2 separate regions of the Homo sapiens genome follow, and region 1 is linked to region 2. Evidence: chromatin contacts called from ENCODE Hi-C data. All regions are on one chromosome and are shown on one strand. The core of a region is the stretch at or near the end of the contact, and the rest is flanking DNA. Distances in the headings are between cores, read along the strand shown. Region 1 holds the start of HFE (homeostatic iron regulator). Region 2 holds the start of H2AC1 (H2A clustered histone 1).

Region 1 (7,578 bases), core at 3,192-5,691, 360 kb after region 2:
GTATGTGGGGATGTATTGTTTTGCATCTACGTAGCTCTCACCCCATTTCTTTCCACAACACACATTTGTCACTCTATTCTTTATTAGGTTTACAGAGAAAAGTAGATCTTCAACCACTTTCCTGGGATGTGGATACAGCTCTTTTTTTGGAGACAGGGTCTCATTCTGTCACCTAGACTGGTGTGCAGTAGCACTATCATGGCTGACTACAGCCTCAATGTCCCAGGCTTAAGTGATCTTCCCAACCTCCTGAGTGGCTGGGACCACAAGTGTGTGCCACCACACCTGACTAATTTTATTTTTTAATTGTTTTGTGAAGACAGCATCTCCCTATGTTTCCCAGGCTGGTCTTGAATTCCTGGGCTCAAGCCATCCTCCTGCCTCGGCCTCCCAAAGTGCTGGGATTACAGGCAAGAGCCTCCATGCCTGGCCTTCAACTCTTGACCTTATGAACACAGCCCTATACCAGTTCCCTTCATGCATGTGCCTATAAGCTAAACCCTTTCCCAAGTGTACATGAAAATCTGAACCCCAACAAATATGGCCTAATTCTAAATCTGACTTTCCCAGGAGTAATTTTTGTCATTTCCAGCTTACCAGCCTTTGTGAGTGTTGAATTTCAGCATTTCTGTTTGCTTGCAGCAGAAGGTGGAGCCAGGATAGGGTGGCTCAAGATTAGAGTTTCTTCCTTAACAGTTCAGTCAACTTTTTAATCTTGGATTTATAGCTTCCTACCTGCTCTCTTAAAGGTGAAATGATCTATTCACCTTCAGACCATTTGCCCTCGGGGTCTCACTGAGCAATCTATGGCTTAAGTCTTCTAAGTCTCTTAATGGCCAAATACAATGGACAATTTTCAGGTATATCTGACACCATTTCTCTGCAGCCTTTGGCACCTATAACCACTCCATGGCTTCCACAATGTGATTGGTCATTTCTTTTTTGTTTATATGACAAGTTTTTATTCTTCTTCTGCCTGTTAAATGCGCCTGACCCCCAGTGTTCTGATTTTCACTATTTTTCTTAAAAAAAAAAGTTTAAATGAAAAAAGTTTCTTATGAAAATATTAAAACATATACAAAAATAGAATAGACATTGATAATAGATCCTAAAATTCCTAGGGAAATTCAGCAGACTGAGAATAGCTAATATAGTCTTCCAAAAAAAGATCAAATTTGAAGTTGAGAAACTTCTTGAATTCAATTTACTAAAAAGCTATAGTAATCAAGACAGTGTAGTCCTGACATAAAGATAGGATTATAGTCTGGGTGTGGTGGCTCATGCCTGTAATCCCAGCACTTTGGGAGGCTGAGGTGGGCAGATCACCTGAGGTCAGGAGTTCCAGACCAGCCTGACCAACATGGTGAAACCCCGTCTCTACTAAAAATACAAAAATTAACCAGGCATGGTGGCAGGTACCTGTAATCCCAGCTGCTTGGGAGGCTGAGGCAGGAGAATTGCTTGAACCTGGGAGGAGGAGCCAGTGGCCGGGATTGGGCCACTGCACTCCAACCTGGGCAATAGAGTGAGGCTCTGTCAAAAAAAAAAAAAGATAGGATTATAGATTATAGCATAATGGGATAAAATTGAGACTCCAGAAATAAACTCTCACATTTATGGTAGATTGATTTTTGATAAGGGTGCCAAAACACTTCAATGAAAAAAGAGTCTTCTCAACAAGTGATGGTGGAACAACTGAATAACCACATTTTTGTTCTATCTGGGGCCCTGATTCAAAAACCCAGGCAAAGATGGAGAGAAATCAGAACTCTCATACACTGCTGATAGGAGGATAAAATGCTTACTTTGGAAAAGAATGTGGCAATTCCTCAAAAGGTTAAACAGTGTTACCATATGACCCAGCAAACCCACTTCTAGATATATAACCAAAAGAAATCAAAACATAAGTCTACAAAAAAACTTGTACATAAATGTTTATAACAGCACTATTCCCAATAGCCATAAAGTAGAAACAAACCAATGTCCATCGGCTGATGAATGAATAAATAAAATATGTTGTGGTATGTCCTTATAATAGATATTATTGGTCCATGAAAAACATACATAAAAACATTATGCTAAATGAAAGAAGCCAGTCACGGCAAAGCAATATATTATATGCCTCTATGTATACTAAATGTTCCAAATAGAAAGAAAGTAGATTAAAGATTGTCTAGGGCTGGGAGGGGAGGAGGAGGAGAATGGAGGAATCTGGGAGGCGATGAATTAAGGGTACTGAATTAGGGGAACATGGTTTCTTTTTGGGGAGATAGAAATGTAAAATTTTGGTAATGGTTGCACATCTCTGTAAATATACTAAAATCCATTAATTTTTGCATTTTATTTTATTTATTTTATTTTTGAGACGGAGTTTCGCTCTTGTTGCCCAGGCTGGAGTGCAATGGCATGATCTCGGCTCACCACAACCTCCGCCTCCCAGGTTCAAGCGATTCTCCTGTCTCAGCTTCCCGAGTAGCTGGAATTACAGGTGCATGCCACCACACCCAGCTAATTTTTTTTTTTTGAGATGAAGTCTTGCTCTTGTCTCCCATGCTGGAGTGTGATGGCACGATCTTAGCTCACTGCAACCTACGCCTCCCGGGTTCAAGCGATTCTCCTGCCTCAGCCTCTAATGTAGCTGGGATTACAGTTGCCTGCTATCACGCCCGGCTAATTTTTGTATTTTTAGTAAAGACGGGGTTTCACCATGTTGGCCAGGCTGGTCTCGAACCCCTGATCTCAGGTGATCTGCCTTCCTCGGCCGCCCAAAGTGCTGGGATTACAAGCGTGAGCCACTGAGCCGGGCCAATTTTTGCATTTTACATAGATGAATTATATGGTATGCTAATTATATCTTACCAAAAATTGAAAAAAAGGAATAGTACTATCAGCCCCAATGTGCCCATCATCAATATTCTACATGTTTCCAATGTTATTGTATCTGTTTGCCTACAGTCGAGGCCCTGATATCCTGTTTGATTTTCTTGAATTGCCAAAATTTGCATACATGCTTACAAAAATAATGCCTGTTGAATTTGCTAGATATGTAAAGGTTTGGAGCAAATCAGGTGTATTAAATTTATTAATATTGTTTGAAATGTCTAAGGCAATAATTCCCAAACTTCGTTGAGGGAGAAGGAAAGCTTTTAAAATCCCATTGCCCAGGTGGCATCCCATACTGTTACTGGGAATTATGCATTGGGATGGATCCTTTAACCGAGGAGATTATTATAGCCGGAGCTCTGAACCAGCAATCTCAGTTCTTGTGATAGTGAGCAAAGAACTACAAACTAACACCAAAATGCAAGCTTAAAGCAAAGTTTATTGAAGCACAATAATACACTCTGAGGGACAGCGGGCTTATTTCTGCGAAGTGAACTCAGCACTTCTTTACAGAGCTCAAGGTGCTTTTATGGGGTTTGTGGGGAGGAGTTGAGGTTTGGGCTGTATCTGAGTGACAGGATGATGTTATTTGATTGAAGTGTATAGCTATACAATCTAAAATTAAACTGTGCATGGTCTTACCTATAATTTGTTAAGAAAAGCCTCCCAGGGATGGGGGGGCAAAACTGTATGTAAATTCTATTATAATGATGGCATGATGAACTTGGGGTGAACTTGAAGACAGGCTTTTGTGTTGTTGGGCATGTGCCACCTTAGGGAATTTCCACCTGTACCCTCCTTTCTCTTTCTCCAGGATATTTTGGCCACAGACTTTATCATAAACTCCATCCCTTAGGGTGGCATTAGGGTAGTCTTGGGCCTGAATTTAGGTGGGCCAGTGGCTGTCTTAGTGACAGCCTTTCCGCTCTCTTCTGTCATCCCCTCCCAACTGCTAATGTCTAACTACCTAACAATTACCCATTAAATCAGTGTGTCTGGGGTTAGGAGCAGGCCTCAATATGTTTAATCATTCTCCAGATAATCCCAATACTGTAAAGTTTGTGAAACACTTGTCAGATAATTCAATTATGAAGGCTGTGGAAGGTGTTTCAGTAGGATCTAATTGGTTAATGTTATGACTTAATTAATTTGAATCAAAAAACAAAATGAAAAAGCTTTATATTTCTAAGTCAAATAAGACATAAGTTGGTCTAAGGTTGAGATAAAATTTTTAAATGTATGATTGAATTTTGAAAATCATAAATATTTAAATATCTAAAGTTCAGATCAGAACATTGCGAAGCTACTTTCCCCAATCAACAACACCCCTTCAGGATTTAAAAACCAAGGGGGACACTGGATCACCTAGTGTTTCACAAGCAGGTACCTTCTGCTGTAGGAGAGAGAGAACTAAAGTTCTGAAAGACCTGTTGCTTTTCACCAGGAAGTTTTACTGGGCATCTCCTGAGCCTAGGCAATAGCTGTAGGGTGACTTCTGGAGCCATCCCCGTTTCCCCGCCCCCCAAAAGAAGCGGAGATTTAACGGGGACGTGCGGCCAGAGCTGGGGAAATGGGCCCGCGAGCCAGGCCGGCGCTTCTCCTCCTGATGCTTTTGCAGACCGCGGTCCTGCAGGGGCGCTTGCTGCGTGAGTCCGAGGGCTGCGGGCGAACTAGGGGCGCGGCGGGGGTGGAAAAATCGAAACTAGCTTTTTCTTTGCGCTTGGGAGTTTGCTAACTTTGGAGGACCTGCTCAACCCTATCCGCAAGCCCCTCTCCCTACTTTCTGCGTCCAGACCCCGTGAGGGAGTGCCTACCACTGAACTGCAGATAGGGGTCCCTCGCCCCAGGACCTGCCCCCTCCCCCGGCTGTCCCGGCTCTGCGGAGTGACTTTTGGAACCGCCCACTCCCTTCCCCCAACTAGAATGCTTTTAAATAAATCTCGTAGTTCCTCACTTGAGCTGAGCTAAGCCTGGGGCTCCTTGAACCTGGAACTCGGGTTTATTTCCAATGTCAGCTGTGCAGTTTTTTCCCCAGTCATCTCCAAACAGGAAGTTCTTCCCTGAGTGCTTGCCGAGAAGGCTGAGCAAACCCACAGCAGGATCCGCACGGGGTTTCCACCTCAGAACGAATGCGTTGGGCGGTGGGGGCGCGAAAGAGTGGCGTTGGGGATCTGAATTCTTCACCATTCCACCCACTTTTGGTGAGACCTGGGGTGGAGGTCTCTAGGGTGGGAGGCTCCTGAGAGAGGCCTACCTCGGGCCTTTCCCCACTCTTGGCAATTGTTCTTTTGCCTGGAAAATTAAGTATATGTTAGTTTTGAACGTTTGAACTGAACAATTCTCTTTTCGGCTAGGCTTTATTGATTTGCAATGTGCTGTGTAATTAAGAGGCCTCTCTACAAAGTACTGATAATGAACATGTAAGCAATGCACTCACTTCTAAGTTACATTCATATCTGATCTTATTTGATTTTCACTAGGCATAGGGAGGTAGGAGCTAATAATACGTTTATTTTACTAGAAGTTAACTGGAATTCAGATTATATAACTCTTTTCAGGTTACAAAGAACATAAATAATCTGGTTTTCTGATGTTATTTCAAGTACTACAGCTGCTTCTAATCTTAGTTGACAGTGATTTTGCCCTGTAGTGTAGCACAGTGTTCTGTGGGTCACACGCCGGCCTCAGCACAGCACTTTGAGTTTTGGTACTACGTGTATCCACATTTTACACATGACAAGAATGAGGCATGGCACGGCCTGCTTCCTGGCAAATTTATTCAATGGTACACTGGGCTTTGGTGGCAGAGCTCATGTCTCCACTTCATAGCTATGATTCTTAAACATCACACTGCATTAGAGGTTGAATAATAAAATTTCATGTTGAGCAGAAATATTCATTGTTTACAAGTGTAAATGAGTCCCAGCCATGTGTTGCACTGTTCAAGCCCCAAGGGAGAGAGCAGGGAAACAAGTCTTTACCCTTTGATATTTTGCATTCTAGTGGGAGAGATGACAATAAGCAAATGAGCAGAAAGATATACAACATCAGGAAATCATGGGTGTTGTGAGAAGCAGAGAAGTCAGGGCAAGTCACTCTGGGGCTGACACTTGAGCAGAGACATGAAGGAAATAAGAATGATATTGACTGGGAGCAGTATTTCCCAGGCAAACTGAGTGGGCCTGGCAAGTTGGATTAAAAAGCGGGTTTTCTCAGCACTACTCATGTGTGTGTGTGTGGGGGGGGGGGGCGGCGTGGGGGTGGGAAGGGGGACTACCATCTGCATGTAGGATGTCTAGCAGTATCCTGTCCTCCCTACTCACTAGGTGCTAGGAGCACTCCCCCAGTCTTGACAACCAAAAATGTCTCTAAACTTTGCCACATGTCACCTAGTAGACAAACTCCTGGTTAAGAAGCTCGGGTTGAAAAAAATAAACAAGTAGTGCTGGGGAGTAGAGGCCAAGAAGTAGGTAATGGGCTCAGAAGAGGAGCCACAAACAAGGTTGTGCAGGCGCCTGTAGGCTGTGGTGTGAATTCTAGCCAAGGAGTAACAGTGATCTGTCACAGGCTTTTAAAAGATTGCTCTGGCTGCTATGTGGAAAGCAGAATGAAGGGAGCAACAGTAAAAGCAGGGAGCCCAGCCAGGAAGCTGTTACACAGTCCAGGCAAGAGGTAGTGGAGTGGGCTGGGTGGGAACAGAAAAGGGAGTGACAAACCATTGTCTCCTGAATATATTCTGAAGGAAGTTGCTGAAGGATTCTATGTTGTGTGAGAGAAAGAGAAGAATTGGCTGGGTGTAGTAGCTCATGCCAAGGAGGAGGCCAAGGAGAGCAGATTCCTGAGCTCAGGAGTTCAAGACCAGCCTGGGCAACACAGCAAAACCCCTTCTCTACAAAAAATACAAAAATTAGCTGGGTGTGGTGGCATGCACCTGTGATCCTAGCTACTCGGGAGGCTGAGGTGGAGGGTATTGCTTGAGCCCAGGAAGTTGAGGCTGCAGTGAGCCATGACTGTGCCACTGTACTTCAGCCTAGGTGACAGAGCAAGACCCTGTCTCCCCTGACCCCCTGAAAAAGAGAAGAGTTAAAGTTGACTTTGTTCTTTATTTTAATTTTATTGGCCTGAGCAGTGGGGTAATTGGCAATGCCATTTCTGAGATGGTGAAGGCAGAGGAAAGAGCAGTTTGGGGTAAATCAAGGATCTGCATTTGGACATGTTAAGTTTGAGATTCCAGTCAGGCTTCCAAGTGGTGAGGCCACATAGGCAGTTCAGTGTAAGAATTCAGGACCAAGGCTGGGCACGGTGGCTCACTTCTGTAATCCCAGCACTTTGGTGGCTGAGGCAGGTAGATCATTTGAGGTCAGGAGTTTGAGACAAGCTTGGCCAACATGGTGAAACCCCATGTCTACTAAAAATACAAAAATTAGCCTGGTGTGGTGGCGCACGCCTATAGTCCCAGGTTTTCAGGAGGCTTAGGTAGGAGAATCCCTTGAACCCAGGAGGTGCAGGTTGCAGTGAGCTGAGATTGTGCCACTGCACTCCAGCCTGGGTGATAGAGTGAGACTCTGTCTCAAAAAAAAAAAAAAAAAAAAAAAAAAAAACTGAAGGAATTATTCCTCAGGATTTGGGTCTAATTTGCCCTGAGCACCAACTCCTGAGTTCAACTACCATGGCTAGACACACCTTAACATTTTC
Region 2 (7,777 bases), core at 3,713-6,212:
ATTTTCCGCTTTTAATTTTCAAATTACTTTTTCATTAAATATTATCTCTGCCATTAATTTTGCAAAATAATTTTTTTGGGGGACAGTTTTGTCTGGAATGTAATTTTTCCACTCCTTTTCTTCTAAATGTTCTTCTGTGCCAATAAATTTTAGGTATTTTATAACCAAGGTATAGCTGTGTTTTACTCCTAGTCAAATACTGTCTTTTAAATGGCAAATTTAATCGGTTAAACTTCATTTTGATATTTGGACTCATTTCTAATGTTTGACTTTGCATTCTAATTTGTCATGCCAGTCCTTTCTGATTTCCTGCTTTCCACTGGACTATTTTTTTTTTTTGCTATTACCTTCTTTCTAGTCTACATTAATTTTATTATTTTAGTGGTTACATTTAATATCATAAAATATAAACCTGACTTAAGAAAATATAACAATCAGTATGTCTGTCCTCCTTATAAACAGTACAAGGACATCAACATGCTTTAATTTGTTTCAGCCCCTTTCATCTTCTGTAACTACTCTCCAGTGTTTTTGGTTTTTTTTTTTAATATTCTAGTATTATTGTAGGTTTTTTTTTTTTTACAACTAGTGTATTTATTTAGATAGATTTATACTTTTACCTCTTCCTTTGGCAATATTATTGCTTATTGCATCTCAGTCTTTCTTCTGAGTTCAGTCTTTTTATTTCAGTACATTCTTTAGCATTAATTCTTCTAGTATGAATCTGAGTGGCAAAACTTTCCAATCTTTGTCCAAAAATTATTTCACCCTTACACAAAAAAGAGTTCATCTGAGCACAGAATTTTAAATTGAAAGGTATTTTGCTTTAGAACTTAGAAGGTGTTATTCTATCGTTCCATGACTTCTGTGATTTCTGATGAGAAATCCATAACATTGTAGTGGAGGAAGCAAAACTTTACTTCTACCCTCAGGATATTTTGGTTGGGTTTGAGAATTAAATTGACATGAGAGGTCAACAGGAGAAAAGCATATAAATTTATTGAATGGAAGTTTTACGTGGCACAGGAGTAGGAAATGAAGACCCGAAGACAAAGAATGGAATGCTTATGTGAAGAATCTGACAAAGTGAAGTAAGTTGTGAAAATGTGACAGCAAAGGGGCTTGGGTTAGAGTAATTAATTAGGTGGAGAAGTGACTAGAGAGGTAAGGGTTGGTGTAACAAGGTTTATTTGTACAGATTTTCCTTGGCCTTAATTTTCTGTCCTTGATGAGAATGATACTTTCCTTCTGGTATAGGGAGGGCATCTTTCATCTCCTGCTTTTAAGAAACAAAAGGAAGGTCAGAGTGTATGTGCATCTGCTGTTTTTCAAGTGTCTATCTCCAAATAGTCAATATGTCAGAGTGACATATTTTGAAATGGTGTGTTCTGAATTCCTTCAACGTGATTTATCATAAAAAGTAAAAGGAGGCTGAGCATGGTGGCTCATGCCTGTAATCCCAGCACTTTGGAAGGCCGAGTCGGGCGGATCACCTGAGGTCAGGAGTTCGAGACCAGCCTGCTGAACATGGCAAAACGCTGACTCTACTAACAATACAAAAAAAAAAAAAAAATTCGCTGGGTGTGGTGGCAGGCGCCTGTAATCCCAGCTACTCAGGAGGCTGAGGCAGGAGAATCGCTTGAAGCCGGGAGGCGGAGGTTGCAGTGAGCTGAGATGGTGCCATTGCACTCCAGCCTGGGTGATAAGAACAAAACTCCGTCCCTGCCCTCCCCACCCAAAAAAAAAAAAAAGTAAAGGGAAAAAAGTGGCATATATTTGTCTCAGTTGCTGCTGAAGTTTTATTGTTAATAGCCAATATTTATTTTTAATTAACAACTTTTAGCAATTTTGGAATTACACAAATCCCATAAAAACCCAGCATTAGGCATAAGACAGTGTCATATTAGTCTGATTATAATAAAAAATAAGTCAGCCGGGCATGGTTGCTCACGTCTGTAATCCCAGCACTTTAGGATAAGGCCAAGGTGGGTGGTCAGGAGTTCGAGACCAGCCTGGCCAACATGGTGAAACCCCGTCTGTGCTAAAGATATAAACATTAGCCAGACATGATGGTACATGCCTGTAATCCCAGCTACTTGGGAGAATGAGGGAGGAGAATCGCTTGAATCCAGGAGGCAGAGGCTGCAGTGAGCTGAGATCAGGCCACTGCACTCGTCTGTGCGACAGAGGAAGGCTGTTGGGGGGGAAAATAAGTCAATATCACCATTTTTATTATCACGTGTAACTATTAGACAATGCATTTAGACAAAGTCAACTATTTAAAACAACAGGACAAAATTATATGATTTTTCTGCCTACCTGGAAAACCACAGAGGAAAAAAGCTGGACAACAGAAATGACAGAATAAGGAAGGAAATACAAACCAGTACGAATATCAAGAATGTTCTATCTGTAAAACATCGTCAATCAGAAAACATAATAAAAGAAACCCTTCTAATATTTCCCCAAAATACAGTAATAAAAAAGAATACCTGGAGATAAACTCTATGAAACGTGTGAAAGTTCTATAAGAAGAAATCAAGGCTGGGTGCGGTGGCTAACACTTGTAATCCCAGCACTTTGGGAGGCTGAGGCTGGCGGATCACCTGAGGTCAGGAGTTGGAGACCAGCCTGGCCAACATGGCGAAACCCTGTCTCTACTAACAATACAAAAGTTAGCTGGGCGTGGGGCAGGCGCCCGTAATCCCAGCTACTCAGGAGGCTGAGGTAGGAGAATCACTTGAACCTGGGAGCTGGAGGTTGTAATGAGCCGAGATCACGCCACTGCACTCCAGCCTGGGTGACAGAGCGAGACTCTGGCTCCAAAAAAAGAAGAATCAGAAACTTCTGTAGGTAAATTGTTTTGAAAAATCAAGGGGGCATGTCTCCTGTAACATGTATTCACAATTTTTTAATATATTTTATTCTATCTAAACATTTAGTTTAATGCAATTTTAATAGGATTGCATTAGAGATAGAAATAAAAGTATTATGTAGTGCATTTGGAATAAAAGAATACACAGGTTCTCTTCTATAAAGTCAAGTCCCTCCTCCTCTGCCTTGGCAAGTCTGAGAAGTTAAGTGCCACTTTCTTGACAAAGTATCTACATTAATTACTTGGAATTCATCTGTTTAGGTTTGTCTTATATCCTGATTTTAAGTTTTACATTTGCCATGTTCTAAATATTACCCAGTTTTATTCAACATATAGTTGCCATTTCTGTTTTCAAATATCTTCAATTTTTGCCGTCCCTAACTGCATCCCTTATTTATTATGTATGCAGGTTAATTCATACTTTTGTAACTTGATTGTCCTTACTCGGCATGTTTTATTTTATAGAACTTTACCTGCTTCTATACATGCCTTATTATGTGTAGACATCAAGTGTTTAGCAGTTTTTTTTTTGGTAACCAAATGATTTTTTTTTTTTTTGAGGTAAGGTCAACTGTTGAATATCGTACAATAATTTTTAATTTAGTTATTTGGCAGCGTTACTGAATGGGTTTTGCTTTTCACTTTCTCTTGGTGTTTACAGCACAAACTGCAAACACAGATCAACAAACTATTTTGCCTCTTTTCAACAGTCAAAACTTTTGAAGCATATACTCTTCCAAATTTCTAAACTTCAAATTATGTTCGGCCTTCTAGTCCCATTCCTGCCTGAGTCTAACACTAGTATCTCACCATCACATATGGCGTAAGGCTTCTTTTTGACATATTTTACTTACATTTTAAGAAATAATTCTATTATTCTTTACAAAGTACGTGAAACCACAGGTATCAAATATATATGCTTACCCAAATTTTAAGATTAACTTACTTACATGCCACATTTAATTATGAGTATTTCGTGAAACTACCATATTTGAAAGGAAATTCTCTAAAATGTACTTTAACCAGCCAGACTGATGTTACCTGGATTTAAACAGGAAGATTACACCTCTCCTGCTTGTAATGCAATTTTCACTTCCATGTGTAACCCTTAACATAACTAACATACATAAATCTAGTTTGAGATAGTCTCGCTCATGTCACCCAGACTGGAGTGCAGTGGAGCAATCAATCTTCGTTCACTGTAACTTTCGCCTCCCGGACTCATGAACAACCCTCCCACCGCAGCCTCCCGAACAGCTGGGACTACAGGCCTGCATCACCAGACCCAGCTAGTTTCTGTGGGGACAGGGTCTCAATTATGTTAACGGTCAAGCCCCAGGCTTGAACGACCCTCCCGCTCCAACCTCCACTGAAGTGCAAGTACTGACTGCTCACAAGCGTTAAGCCACCTCGCCCAGTGACATATATAACCAAAATTACCTCAAACTAATGGCCGATGGAACGCTCCTTGAAAATTCAGTCCCCGTACATTCCCGAAATGCGCTTAAACGGGCATTTGTGACAGGCAAGTAAGATGGCTGGTTAACAGCAGTAACGTTTTGTAACGTACAGCCTTTTTCTGAGACGGTAGGTGGCTCTGAAAAGAGCCTTTTGTTTTTTCTGACACAGAAGTCTTTTTACCAATGACAACCTTAAGTTACTTGCTTTGGGCTTTATGGTGGTGACTCTCAGTCTTCTTGGGCAGCAGCACTGCCTGAATGTTAGGCAGGACTCCGCCCTGGGCAATGGTCACGCCGCCCAAAAGCTTATTGAGTTCCTCATCATTGCGGATCGCTAGCTGCAGGTGGCGGGGAATAATGCGAGTTTTTTTGTTATCGCGAGACGCATTGCCTGCCAGCTCAAGGATTTCTGCTGTGAGATACTCTAACACTGCCGCCAAATACACTGGTGCGCCTGCCCCTATCCGCTCTGCATAGTTTCCCTTACGAAGCAGACGATGGATCCGGCCTACGGGAAACTGCAAACCCGCTCTAGAAGAGCGAGACTTAGACTTGGCGCGTGCTTTTCCTCCCTGCTTCCCTCGTCCAGACATCTCCTCGCATCAAATTGCAGCAACACGAGAACCACATTTCTAGGGCTGCTACTGGGCCTATTTATAGTCTGACTGAGGTTGGCATTTGCTATCTGATTGGCTGATGGCCGTCTACCCAATCAGAAAGTCGTACTAGAATCGCCTCATTTGCATTCACGCCACTTCCCATTGTCCAATCAGATTTTGGATACCGAACGCGGCGTTTGAGGGCCGTGCCTATAAATACCGCATCTTTCATCCTCCAGTTCTGTTTGTTTACTTGGCGAGACTTGGAGCTGAGGTCATTTGGAGCTGTTTAATACTGAAGAGCTGTTGAGCACTGGAAAGTGCTGTGTAACCCTGGAAAAGAACCGTGTAACGCTGCAGAAGTGTGTGGTAGCTATGCCGGAGGTGTCATCTAAAGGTGCTACCATTTCCAAGAAGGGCTTTAAGAAAGCTGTCGTTAAGACCCAGAAAAAGGAAGGCAAAAAGCGCAAGAGGACCCGTAAGGAGAGTTATTCTATTTACATCTACAAAGTGCTAAAGCAGGTCCATCCGGACACTGGCATCTCTTCGAAAGCTATGAGCATTATGAATTCCTTCGTCACTGATATCTTTGAGCGTATAGCGAGCGAGGCATCACGTTTGGCTCACTACAGCAAGCGCTCCACCATTTCTTCCAGAGAGATTCAGACAGCAGTGCGCTTGCTACTGCCGGGAGAGCTGGCTAAACATGCTGTGTCTGAGGGCACCAAGGCTGTCACTAAGTACACCAGCTCCAAGTAAGCCTGCTAAGTAAACGTCATTTCTAACCCAAAGGCTCTTTTCAGAGCCACTTAAACATACTGAAACAGCTGTGGGCTTCGTTTTTGTGTAGTTTCTAACCGTAAGGGTTTTTTTTTTTTTTGAGGCGGAGTCTCACTCTCCCAGGCTGGAGTGCAGTGGCGGAATCTCGGCTCACTGCAAGCTCTGCCTCCTGAGTTCACGCCATTCTCCTGCCTCAGCCTCCTGAGCAGCTGGGACTACAGGCTCCCACCACTACACCCGGCTAATTTTTGTATTTTTAGTAGAGACGGGGTTTCACCATGTTGGCCAGGATGGTCTCAAACTCGATCTGGTGATCACCCACCTCGGTCTCCCAAAGTGCTGGGACTACAGGCGTGAGCCACTGCGAATATATCCAAATCAGCTGTGGGCCGAGGGTAGACGAACTAGTTGCAGCAAGACAATCCTTGCTAGGCACCGTGACTCGCCTGTAATCCCAGCACTTGCAGAGGTCGAGGCTGGCGGTTCATGAGGTTAAGAGACGGAGACCATCTTGGCCAACAAGGTGAAACTCCGTCTCTACTAAAAATACAAAAATCAGGTGGGCGTGGTGGCGTGCACTGTAGTCCCAGCTAATTGGGAGGCTGAGGCAAGAGAATCGCTTGAACCCAGGAGCCGGAGATTGCAGTGAGCCGAGATCGTCACTGCACTACAGCCTGGTGACAGCGAGACTGTCTCAAAAAACAAAACAAAAAAACCCCCTAGTTTGTATAAAAGCTACATGCTGATACTGGTATATTTAAGGTTAGCATTACACATAATAAAACTAAAAAGCGCAGCGACATAGACAGTATAACTTGCATTATGATCCCAAATTTTAAGACCTCACAAAAAGGGAATAGTTTAGAGGAAGTTACGTTTTGTGCCACAGGTAAGTCAAGGTGTGGAAATGATTGTGCGAACTCTGGAGAACTCACAAATCTGGTTAGCAGGAATTAAACGGATTTAAAATGTCCCTTAATTTTCTTAAATTTATAATAGTTTCCTTCATTGTCATGTTACTGGTTGTTGGACTCCATCTGTAAGAGCTCCCAAGCATTAAACTGATTTCAGCCACCTTAAAAATGGATCAAATATTACTTCCTGGAAACCTGTGGTTAGCTGGAATTCTCAATTTGTTTAACGCATCTTCATTTAACCTTTATCTTTTAACAAAATTTTGGATATGTATATGTGCTTTCTCTACATTAAAAAGTTAGTACCGGCCGGCGCGGTGGCTCACGCATGTAATCCTGCACTTTGGGAGGCAGAGGAGGGCAGATCACGAGGTCAGGAGATCGAGACCATCCTGGCTAACATGGTGAAACCCTGTCTCTACTCAAAATACAAAAAATTAGCTGGGCGTGGTGGCACGTTCCTGTAATTGCAGCTACTTGGGAGGCTGAGGCAGGAGAATCCCTTGAACCCGGGAGGCGGAGGTTGCAGTGAGCCGAGATCGCCCCACTGCACTCCAGCCTGGGTGACAGAGCGAGACTCCGTCTCAAACACAAACAAAAAAATATATCAATGTATAACAAGACCCGTTAAAATAAGTGCCCCCACACTTTTGTGAACAGTAAGACAGTCCCTGCAAAGCCCCTGCATGCTTTAGCTGGGAAATCTTCCAGGGAGGTGACAAATTGGGGGGAAGGGGCATCTAGCATCTATGCTCACCTTGTATTGGGGATGGGATCATCTCTAATCAGGGATTCATGCTTCTCTAACACCTTGGAAAACAGCAGGTATCACATAGCTGCCAAATAACCTGTCGACTTTGTGACCACTGTCAGACTACCCTGATTACCCAAGGACTTTTAGGCTTATTTGGGCAATAGATAAGTAGGAATACCAGCAAATAAAAACTGTTTTCAGACCAAACTTCATGTAGCTTTTATATCAGATGTATTTTGGCTGCAAATAATAGGAAATGCTAGCTGAACTGGTTGAGATAAGTAATGCAACCAAACAGGACAACATAAAGGCAGAGAAGTTCCACCAATAGGATAATCACAGCCCTGGCTCCACTACCCTGCAGTCTTGCCTCTGCCCTTCTCCACACTGTGACT

The links. A loop is a pair of places that touch in the nucleus more often than their neighbours do. Pooled maps may share reads with other maps.
Region 1: a pooled map shows a loop between it and region 2 (6-fold over the local background). The contact joins the promoter of HFE here to the promoter of H2AC1 in region 2. A Hi-C loop is called at or near these places in 1 of 168 maps with a recorded cell type or tissue (naive thymus-derived CD4-positive, alpha-beta T cell), 2 of 37 single-sample maps with no recorded cell type and 9 of 50 pooled maps.

Annotation. Positions count from the first base shown.
Region 1 is chr6:26,082,988-26,090,565 of GRCh38, forward strand. It overlaps HFE (homeostatic iron regulator), which reads left to right and starts at 4,442. Exons shown (of 6, transcript NM_000410.4): 1 at 4,442-4,529. The coding sequence starts at 4,454. It also overlaps HFE-AS1.
Region 2 is chr6:25,721,600-25,729,376 of GRCh38, forward strand. It overlaps H2AC1 (H2A clustered histone 1), which reads right to left and starts at 4,963. Exons shown (of 1, transcript NM_170745.3): 1 at 4,464-4,963. The coding sequence starts at 4,928. The coding sequence ends at 4,533. H2BC1 (H2B clustered histone 1) reads left to right here and starts at 5,178. Exons shown (of 1, transcript NM_170610.3): 1 at 5,178-5,746. The coding sequence starts at 5,310. The coding sequence ends at 5,693. It also overlaps a transcript of SLC17A1 not described here.